3 separate regions of the Homo sapiens genome follow, and all the other regions are linked to region 1. A link is a contact called in ENCODE Hi-C or POLR2A ChIA-PET data. All regions are on one chromosome and are shown on one strand. The core of a region is the stretch at or near the end of the contact, and the rest is flanking DNA. Distances in the headings are between cores, read along the strand shown.

The links. Hi-C counts contacts between places; a loop is a spot of excess contacts on that map. ChIA-PET counts read pairs that join two places held with the same protein, here RNA polymerase II (POLR2A). Pooled maps may share reads with other maps.
Region 2: a loop to region 1 is called in a pooled map, with 1.9 times the contacts of the local background. The contact joins the promoter of SPEGNB here to the promoter of CRYBA2 in region 1. A Hi-C loop is called at or near these places in 1 of 37 single-sample maps with no recorded cell type and 6 of 50 pooled maps. POLR2A ChIA-PET finds 5 or more read pairs at or near these places in 3 of 52 experiments (B cell, MCF 10A and activated CD4-positive, alpha-beta T cell).
Region 3: a map of gastrocnemius medialis shows a loop between it and region 1 (4-fold over the local background). The contact joins the promoter of TUBA4B here to the promoter of CRYBA2 in region 1. A Hi-C loop is called at or near these places in 1 of 168 maps with a recorded cell type or tissue (gastrocnemius medialis), 1 of 37 single-sample maps with no recorded cell type and 2 of 50 pooled maps. POLR2A ChIA-PET finds 5 or more read pairs at or near these places in 2 of 52 experiments (HepG2 and OCI-LY7).

What each region holds. Positions count from the first base shown.
Region 1 is chr2:218,991,855-218,995,262 of GRCh38, forward strand. CRYBA2 (crystallin beta A2) reads right to left here and starts at 1,568. Exons shown (of 4, transcript NM_057093.2): 1 at 1,162-1,568; 2 at 248-389. The coding sequence starts at 1,322.
Region 2 is chr2:219,494,145-219,497,552 of GRCh38, forward strand. SPEGNB (SPEG neighbor) reads left to right here and starts at 1,987. Exons shown (of 5, transcript NM_001286811.2): 1 at 1,987-2,073; 2 at 2,211-2,338; 3 at 2,665-2,972. The coding sequence starts at 2,211. The region is part of intron 1 of ASIC4-AS1 (ASIC4 antisense RNA 1); the gene reads right to left. RefSeq lists a silencer at 1,292-1,472 and enhancers at 1,323-1,617, 1,351-2,168, 2,169-2,986, 2,987-3,408.
Region 3 is chr2:219,251,526-219,254,933 of GRCh38, forward strand. It overlaps TUBA4B (tubulin alpha 4b), which reads left to right and starts at 1,718. Exons shown (of 4, transcript NM_001355221.1): 1 at 1,718-1,894. The coding sequence starts at 1,883. It overlaps TUBA4A (tubulin alpha 4a), which reads right to left and starts at 2,393. Exons shown (of 4, transcript NM_006000.3): 1 at 2,331-2,393; 2 at 483-705; 3 at 40-188. The coding sequence starts at 2,333. RefSeq lists enhancers at 1,776-1,855, 1,886-1,945, 3,376-3,408 and a silencer at 2,356-2,725.

The DNA.
Region 1 (3,408 bases), core at 318-2,817:
CTGGGCACTCAGGACTGGGATGGCCTCAGCGCTGTCCGTGGTGATGATTTCTGGGCTCCGGGCCTACGCCCACAATCCCAACTTTCTTGGAGACACCCTTCTGATTCTGAGAAATAATGCTACTACCACCCATCTCGGAGTTTGTTTACACACACCCCATGCAGGGCTTGAACAGCCTTTCTAGGTGCCATGGTGAGGCCAGGGCCTGGAGCTAGGAGGCAGGGGAGGAGAAGTGGGCTGTGCTCACCGCGCAGAGCACTGGCCGGAAGGACAGCAGCTGGTTGCTGTTGTGGCTGCTGCTGCCACTCCAGGCGCTCCAGCGAGGATAGTCTCCCTTCTCCAGAATGAACTGCTGTCCCTGGAAGTCGGGGTACTCAAAGGCCACCCAACTGGAAAAGGAGAAGAGCTGGGAGGTATCTGCCCCAGCCGCACCCTCTCTGCCCTCCCCCTTGCCGGCCATGATTGAAAAGACTGAGAAGCACAATGTTTTTCTCCAACCCCAAACCCTTCCCCTGACACCCCCATTGTATGGCAATCCAGCCCCTCTCGGAACTAAAGGTCCAAAACCTGCTGCTTTCTGGGGTTTGAGGCGCCCAGGCTTCCCCCTCAAGGACCCCAGGTTGGGAAAGAGTTTTCCTGGTTATGAAGATCTCCCGACCCAGTGCTCCTGCCTCAAGGGTTTAGGCCTTTGCATGGGGACACATTGGAGGACCCCTCCCGAATATCACAGCAGAAACTGGGACCTCAGCTGGGGCAGGGGTAGGGGGCGGCAGGGTGGGAAAAGCTGGGCTCTGGGAGACCAGGGTGGGGCCAGGGAAAGGGATTGGGTTTCTTTTGTTAAGCCAAGTGCAGAGCCTTCTAATTTTGCACAGAGAAAAACTCTGGGAAGGGTGTAAGTACACTAGAAACCCCTTCACGGTGGGGTCCCATAGGGACCCTCAAGGGGTCGCTTCTCGCCTGTGTCTCTTTAGCTAGCACAAAAATACACAGTTTCCCATGATTTATCTTGCGATGGGTGGGGAATTTTGGGGAGGCTATGGGGTTTCCCATGTTGGCAGGTCTCTCCAGGGCTCACAGGACAGGGGGCTGAGGCTCTGAGCCTAGGCCGGTGGAACCCAGCGCCCCTCAACCCAGCCCAGCCGCGGCCAGGCAATCACTCACACGCCGTTTTCCACCTTGACCGAGCGCACCCTGGGCAGGCCTCCGCGCTCGCAGACGTTCGCACAGTCGCTTAGCAGCCGACAGCGACGGCCCTGGAAGTCCTCCTCGTCCCAGAGCGTGAGGCTGGCGGGCGCCGGGCCCGGCGCGGGGGCGCTGCTCATGCCGCTGCGGACAGGAAGGGTGGCACCACGCGCTCAGCGTCTCAAGAGCCCCGTTTCGAGCCACACACAGCCTGCCCAACCTGGGTAGCGGATGAAGAACCCGGGGGCTGGACCCGGCCTAGCTCTGGACCCGGCTGCCAGGGGCTCGCAGTCTTCCCGCGCTCCCCTCCCTTCCCCACCCCAGCAGAGGGCATTCACCGGGTGGGTGAGCGCGGCACGCGAGGGAAATGGACCGGCTGCGAGGCTGCGCGCGGCCGGGCGGGCCGAGCTTTATACCTGGGCCTTGTCCCCCTGTCCGCACCCTTTCCCTCGGGGGTGGGGTCGCTGAGTCAGCAGGCAGGCTGCGGTCGGCTCTGGTCTCCGCTGGGGAGCCGAGGCCTCTCCCGCAGCCGCCGCTGTGGCCCCAGCCCGCGGGAAAGACAACAGAAAGTGCTGAGGCGCGCACCCCGCGCCCGCCGCAGCCCAGGCTGACTCCGCGCTTTCTTTCTTTCCAGCCTGAGCCAGGCAGGGCACGCCAGGCCTCGGGGCAGAACGCGCCCTCCCTGTCCCGGCCCTCGGGGACGAAGGGACCTGGCCTCCCCTGGGCCTCGGGCTAAGACCGCGCTGCTGACTCGCTGAGCGGAAGTTCTTCCCAGAGTCTAATCGCCAGCCTTCCTCGGCCCTAGTCCAGGCCTCTCTTTTGGGCGATGCTAAGGCGGAGGTAGAGAGGGCTCTGCCCAAAGGATTCGCTTCATGTGCTCAGTCCTCTTTTTCCTGGGGGATCGGTCCATCGCGGCCCTTTTCCTCCCAAGCGTGCGTTCCCAGATCCTGCGCCGCGCCCCCGGGGTGTCCTCGGGCCCGGGAAGGAGAGGAGGCGGTGGTCAGGACTCGCCACGCGGCGGCGCCGGGCGCTGGAAACGACCGCCCGAGGGCCGCGCGGTTTACTCAGTGTTTAGGCATAATAGCCACCTAGGGAGTGGCTCGCCGCGGGAGGTAGGAAGAATGTTGGGCTTTAGCTCGGCTCAACCGGTGCCGCTGCGGGTCTCCCACAAAGCTCCAGGCTCTAAGGGTTCCAGCCTCGACGTCTGCCTGAGAGTTAGCAGCTGAGGATGAAGCGCTTAGTTCAGGCCGAGTTCTCTGCTCAGGCTTTCGGGTGCGTGAACTCCATCAATTCTAACACTGACCTGCTAGGAAGATACTGTTATTGTCCTGCATTTCGCAGATGAAGAAGTGGAGGCCCAGAGGGCTTTGGAATGTGGTGCAGGGGTCACAGCTAAGAAATCTCCCAGGGCCGGGCGCAGTGGTTCACACCTGTGATCCCAGCACTTTGGGAGGCCCAGGTGGGAGGATCTCTTGAACCCAGGAATTTGAGACCAGCCTGGGCGACATGGTGAAACCCCGTCTCTGCAAAAACAAACAAAAATTAGCCGGGCGTGTTGGCATGCGCCTGTAGTCCCAGCTACCTGGGAGCCTGAGATGGGAGAATTGCTTGAGCCCAGGAGGTGGAGGTTGCAGTGAGCCGAAATCAAGCCACTGCACTCCAGTCTGGGCGACAGAGTGAGCTGGGAAAAGGCGGCGGTGGGGGTGGGGGTGGGGGGTGTAGAGAAAAGGGGAGGTAGAGGGGGAAGAGGAAAAGGTTGGGAGCTCCAAAAAGGTTGGGAGTCCCAAGGGGTAGCTCCAGGTAGGAAATTTCCTCACCACTTGCAGTGGAATTTTCTAACCACAGCAAATGAGACACAAAGGCTTCTTGCAAAATTGTAGGTTTTCCTTAATGGTGGTGGGTGCGGGTGGGGATATTCCAGCAGAGGTGAGAGGGGCGAGTGAGAAGGGAGCTAATATTTTGTTGCTTCCATGAGTCACATGCTTCCCTTATGGGTCCTCACAACAGTCCAGCGAGTTAGGTTTGTGTGTACGGTTATGGAAGCGGAGGGTCAAAGAGGTGCAGGGCCTTGTCCAAACTCACATGGCTAGCCAGTTTCAGAGCAAGAATCGAGCTCAGACCTTTGGAAGCCAAAGCCTGTGCTCCGCCGCTGTCCATTGAAGCTCCCGTGCCAAAAAGTGCTCACAGGCCAGCTGCGGACACCCCAGCTCCCAGAAGCCTTGCCAC
Region 2 (3,408 bases), core at 737-3,236, 500 kb after region 1:
CCTGAGGTCAGGAGTTCAAGACCAGCCTAGCCAACATGATGAAACCCCGTCTCTACTAAAAATACAAAAATTAGCCAGGCGTGGTGGTGCACACCTGTGATCTCAGCTACTCAGGAGGCTGAGGCAGGAGAATCGCTTAAACCTGGGAGGTGAAGGTTGCAATGAGCCAAGATTGCACCACTGCGCTCCAGCCTGGATGACAGAGTGAGACTCCATCTCAAAAAGAAACACTAGGACAGGCTCACACCCCTTGCCCTCCATGTCACAGCACATATCAGAGCACATGGAGAGCACCAGCTGGGAGTGCTCTAGTCTGCTGTGTCCAGCATTTTCCTAGGGCTGAGGGACACACCAGCCTGGACCTTCTTGTCCACATGGCAAGTTAGGAGGTCTGCTGGGTGCTAAAGCACCTCAATTCTAGCCACACCCGTGCCATAGAATGGTCACTGGGACCTAGGACTGAGCTGCTCTGCCCTGAGGTTGGGGACGAGGGATTGGGGGGTTGGCAGGGACCCAGACCTCCTTGTCTCCAGAGGAAATGTTTCCCTCATCCCCACCTTCAAAATTCTGTTCTTGGCAAAGTAAAAGGAACAAAGCCTCTGACCAGGGTAGACAGAGTTGTCACTGCTGTGTTGCTGATGGAGGTTGAGGGCCCCTTGGCTCCAGCCCAGACAACCCTTTTGCCCAGCCCAGCCCAGCCTCTCTAGCTTCTCAGGACCCCAGGGAAGAGGCAAGCCCCATCATCATAAAATAACAGGATGTTAAAGCCAGCTGGAAGGGACCAGAACGACACCTTGCCTACCTGTCATTTTAGCGATGAAGATATACAGTTTGCCTGTAAGAATCTCCAATCCCCTACACACTGCAAGTGTTTTGTATAAAAATGAGGTGCCTGAACTCATATCTTGATAAATGGTAAAATTCCTCTCCCGTCCCCGCTCTGATCTTGAGCTCCCTTCCCATCTCCATTGGAAATGGCATGTGAACTGCTTGTTCCAAACCCGGAGGAGCAAAGGTAATTTATGTCAGCAGAGCTATGTCAAAATTGCTCTGATCAAAACGTGACAGTGCCCCCACACTAGGGCGGGTAGTTCCAATGAATGGAAGCAATGCTTCTGCCCGGTGCCCGGCCTGGGCAGACTGGCCTCCAGGCAATCCCCAGAGGGGTTAACTGAACCCCTTCACCCCAGGTGGTCTGATGCCCCTATGCACCAATTTATGCCCCCAAAAAGGAATTGGGCAGACCTAGGGTTGGGGCCAGTAGTGGTGCTAATCTCCAAGGACAGTGCAGTCTAAACAGCCCCCACCATGTGACATCGAGGGGAGTGAGTGGGGATGGGGAAGGCATGGAGGGGCTGCTATTCTCAAAAATCTTTCCCGTCCCCTCCCGGTTTATCTCAGTTTACCGCCAGGGGGCACAGTGTGGAAGTGACAACCCTGGACTCCTGGGGTTGGGGGTAGGGGAAGAGTAAGGAGCTTCTGGATTGGTCTTGACAGCCACGTGGCCCTGTTGCCGTTAGCTGTAGGGGCCCTGAGGACCAAGTCCGATGCTACTCTGGCTGTATTCAGGGAAACCCCAGAAACACTCAAACCCCTTAACCAACAGGGTGTGTTGTCTGACTATCCAGAGCCCAACCTGATTGAAAAGCTGCCCCAGCAGGAAGCTGGATCTCTTGTCAGCTAGGGGCTGAATCTGGTCCTCCTGGGAGTGGGATGGATACCCCCTGCCCTGGGAGGGGACAGGGCAGCATCCAGCTGTCCAGCTGTCCAGGTGCTGACGCAAGGTGCACCTCAGAGCTGCTCGGGTTTCTCCCCACGGGCCTAGCCCAGCGGCTGAGCCAGCATCCCAGGCATCCACAGGCTAAATAAAGAGCCTGCCTGAGTCAGAGGGAGGCGGATGGGGCCCCGGGGGGCTTGGGGCAACCACGCCAAACAAGGCAAGGAGGGGAGCGATGTATAAAACCGGGCCCAGGGCTGAGCACCTGCCTGCACCCCTACTGTGCCATCCAGAAGGGCTCTGTGCTGCCTGCAATCCAGCCAGTCGACTCAAGTCCCTAGGTCAACCCCTCCACGGTGAGTCTGATCCTCAGAGAAGCCGCAGACACCCCCATTCCTCCATCTCCCTGAATGTTCTGACCAGGGAGGAAAAGGGCTGAAGGTGGGAGCCTCTGTCTCAACCTGGACCCCCATATTTGTCGCCCACTCCCCAGATGTCTAAAGCAGCTCCTGCCAAAAAGCCAGTGGCTGTGGCCCCAGCTCCTGGATGTACCCTGGACATCAATGACCCACAGGTCCAGAGTGCGGCCATTCGTATCCAGGCCTCTTACCGGGGCCACAGGTGAGAGGGAACCCCGGAGCCCTGTGGAGGAAGGGAGCTGCAGAGAGCGCACTCTTGAGTAGGGTTTGAGTAAGCGCTGAGCAGCGTCAGGAGCCTTTAGAATGAGTGGTCTCAGGGGAGGGTCGTTACTGAGGTATGGGGGAGTGGCCGGGAGGAATGCATCATCCTATCAGGGCAGCAGTTCAGGAGCAGTCCTCTTCCCTACCAAGCCACACGTTTAGGGGTCTGGCCGGTCCAGGGGGCAGGTAGGAGATGGTGCGCTCGCGGTAAGGGCTGTGGCCGGGCCTGTCTTAGGAACTCTGGGCCCTGACTCGGCCCGCGGGTAGGTCCCGGAAGGAGCTGCGCGAGAAGGGGCCGCCGCGGGTGCTGGAGCCGCTGAAGGACGTGGTGCTGATCGAAGGCAGCGCGGCCAAGCTCACTTGCCGCATTTCGGCTTTCCCGGACCCATTCATCCGCTGGAGTAAGGACGGCAAGGAGCTACGTGACGGTCCCAAGTACCGCTACGTCTTCGAGGACCCTGACGTGGTGGCACTGGTGGTGCGCGACGGCGAGCTGGCAGACCTGGGCCAGTACAGCATCAACGTCACCAACCCCTTCGGCCAGTGCTCCGACTCGGCGCGCATCCTCGTGGAAGGTACGCGCGCCCCGGGCGCAGCGCCAGGGCGCAGACCAGCACCACTCAGCCAGAGCCCGCAGCCCGGTCCAGCTGCGCGTGTTTACCTCTGGGCCTAGCTACAGGGTCCCCGCCAGCCCAGCTCTGGGCACGGCCTGGGGCGCATCGCCGCGCCAGCCAAGTGCGTCCTTCCCTACCTCGGGATCCAGCTCCACCCGGGCTGAGCAGTCAGCTGTGGACTTCCATCACGCGGCTCCGGGTCCCCAAGGTCACACAGCAAGCCAGAGGCAGAGCCAGGGTTGGACCCGGGTCTTCTGGCTCCCAACTCTGGCAATTTCCACTACCCGGAGCGGTCTCTGAGGCACCGCGAGATGTGTGAACATTCAGGGGCTTTCGCCCGCCTTATCTCTCTTGATCCTCTATTCGACCCCGAGAAGTAGGAGAGGCAGGGATAAGT
Region 3 (3,408 bases), core at 468-2,967, 260 kb after region 1:
AGTCTCAAAAGTTCCCTCCCTCCCAAGACACACTCTCACCAGCTTGCGGATCCGATCCAGCACTGGGTCAATGATCTCCTTGCCAATGGTATAGTGACCACGGGCATAGTTGTTGGCAGCATCCTCTTTCCCAGTGATGAGCTGCTCTGGGTGGAAGAGCTGTCGGTATGGGCCATTTCGGATCTCATCTGGAAGGGCAAAAACCACAAAGCTATGCTCAGCAGGGACCTTCCTCCCCCAGGGTGGTAGCTGTGGCCAGATGCATGGAAGGACTCATCCTCCTGCCAGCCTGAGATACCAGAGTGTGAGAGAAACCCAGACCAGCTGCCCAGGCCAGTCTCAGATCAGCTTGCCTTCTGCAGCTTCAAGTACGGCTAGGAATTTTCAGGGCTAGGAATGCCTGGTCTAAATACCCTCTCTCTCCAGGGAGAAGCTTTGAGTCATGCTCCACCCCCTTCAATTTTGTCCCCACTTCCTCTCACCAATGACCGTAGGCTCCAGATCCACAAAAACTGCCCGGGGTACGTGTTTTCCAGCACCAGTTTCACAGAAGAAGGTGGTGAAGGAGTCGTCCCCTCCACCAATGGTCTTGTCACTGGGCATCTGCCCATCAGGCTGAATCCCATGTTCCAAGCAATAGAGCTCCCAGCAGGCATTGCCCATCTGGACACCTGCCTGCCCCACGTGGACTGAGATGCATTCACGCTGAGGGATAGAGAGAGGGGACACAGCATGAGCCCCACATCCACAAGTCCTCACCTTGCGAGTCTCTCTTCCACCCTATCATCTACCAGCTAGGATGACTCAGTTGGCAAGAGTGGAGGGTTGGGGCTGGGCAGAGGTGAGAAGAGAGTAGCAGCCTGCCCGGGCTCCCAGGTACAGGACTCCCCACCTGGAGGCACCCAGCAATGCAGGCCAACCTCTTAGCCCACTTCTCAGTGGGGAATCTGTCAAGTGAGCACTGTGGCTCCACATGACAAAAGGTTTCCTAGAGGTATGGGTTTACAGCTAGAGGCCCCCCCCCCACTTGATTAATTATTTGCTTTGAGTATGAACAGCTAGAATTCATAGAACCCTTTCCCTCTTTCTTTCCTGTAAGCTGCAGAGGTGTCTCAGCCATCCAATCTGGCATCAACTGACCACACGCCATCAGGATGCCCTCCTCCCTCACCTTTAAATCCCATCTGGCTCTGGGGATCAATCCCATCTGGCTCCTCTCCCCACCTCCACCCCCGCACCCTGGGTGTCTTCACCACTTTCATCTCCCGTGTCAGCCCGCACGGAAATAGCGGCGGTAATGCTTGTAAGCTCAGACAGCAGGGGCCAGCAATAAGGTTTGAGGGTACTGGGGCGCTCACTGCCTTAGGCTCCGTCCCTGTCAGCCCGAAATTAACCCCTAAAGCACTAAAGTCCGGCAGGGCCCGCGCGCTCTTCCCACACCGAAATGGCGGGGTGACGGTTTCCAAATACCCAGAAAGGAAGTGGAACCTGCGGTGAGGCCCCAGAGGTGACCCGCCTTGTCCCGGGCAGGATGGGCGCCATCCTGCAGCCCAGCCCTACATCCGCTCTCCCTCTGGAGTCTTTACAGTTATTTCCCAGCCCAAAGCGGGGATTGGGTTTCGGCCCCCGCTCCTGGGCTATAAATACCACCCCCTACATGCACCTCTCTCCCCTCCCCCCAACCTGGCCTCGGCCCGCGCAGTGCTCAGCGCCAGCTGTCTCTGCCCATCCGCGCACCCGGGCTTCGGCTGGAGAGGGCCAGCTCGCTTCAGGAGGCCGAACCCCGTTCCCACCAACCCTCTCAGCTCAGACGCGGGGTGCTGAGTCACGGGGGGGGGGTGGTTCTGTGGATAGTTGGAATGCATACACAGAGGAAAGGGGGATGCGGCACCAGGTAACCTGACCCCTTCCACCTTCTAGCGCCAAGCACGTGCTCGGTCAGTGCTGAGGACCAGGGACTGGGGATGTAAGAGGGCAGCCAAACCCGTCTTCTTTTGCCCGCGGAAAGGACGGGGCGCGGGCCCGCGTGACTCTCATACAGAGTCGGGACACAAATGCTCGTAAGGCAGGAGCAGAGTGCCAGGAAGGGTTCCTCTCTGTTACTGAAGAGTCGCACTCCACCCCAAGCCCCAACCCCAGCCACCGAAGGTGAACTATACGGCTCGGCCAAAGTCACCAGGAGGGGGTTGGGGAGGGAGGATGCAAAACCCTCGCACCTCCTGGAGACCCGGAACGCCCGGTGGAGGTCCCCGAGCATGCCTGGAAGAAGTGTCCCCCAAAGGAGAGGGGCAATTAGGGGACAGGCGCGACCCCGGCCGGGCCGCACTCACCATGGTGAGTCCGGGCGGTGCGTCTCACGTTGAGTCGGGGTGACAGGTCTCAGTGAGAACTGCGCTAGCTGCAGTGCCGCACCGCCCTTATAGGCGGGGGGGGGGCGGGGCCCGCGTTCCCCGCTCGCCCACTAGAGGCTGGGCGGCCCGCAGGCCACGCCTCCCGGGAGGGTAAGCGGCCCCCCCGAGGGGCGGAGCCTGGCCTGGTACCCTCCCCAAGCTGCGCGGGGGTCCCTCACCTGTCCCGCTGGGATTAAGAGTCGCGATTCGGGCTTTAACCATTCTTTCCTCGTTTTGAGCAGACACGCTGGGCTCCCGAGGGCCTCCGCGGAGATGCAGGGTGCTGTGGCAGGGCGAGTCTCACCTGCACCTGCGTCCTGGAGGCACCGGTCATCCAGGTGTTCTGACTTAGGTCGGGAGCAGGCGAGGCGGTCCTTCCCAAGCGGCCACAGCTGGCCTTCACCCCTGCCCTTCCAGCCCTGCCTCCCAGGAGACTCGGGCCGGCTGTGAGGCTGTGGCGCGTCCCCGGGGAGCCCTTGCCAGCTGCCTGACGCTTCCTGGTCCCCGGCCGGGGCGGCAGCCTTTCGCCGACGCCTGTGGGCGGCCGAGGACCCAGAACTGCACAGCCTGAGCCCCAGATTGCCAATGCCTTAGGCGCTCCCGCAGAGTCGAGCCCCGCAGCCTGTCTGCCGGGGCCGACCCCGGAATCTGCCGCGGCTCGCCGGCCGCCCGCGGGTCAGTGGCGCTGTCATCAGCGCAGTCACTATGATGCCCTCGCTGAGGGCACCTGCCCACTCCCCTGCTGCCAGAACTGCGGGAGCGCTGACCGGGGGACCTCAGGACCTGGATTCTCCTCCAGGCTACCCTGTGTGACCTTGAGCAAGTGACTTAACCTCACTGAGTCCTTGACATTTTCGTGGGTGAAAAGGAGACAGTGATGTCATAGTGGAAACATTGTTGTAAGCTATCAAAATGTCTGTTGCCTCTGAAGAGAAAAGAAGAAAATCGAGATTCTCATATCTTGGATGATTCTGACTCTTGGTCTCTTCTGTCTCTAACCCAAGAGCAGGATCTGCAA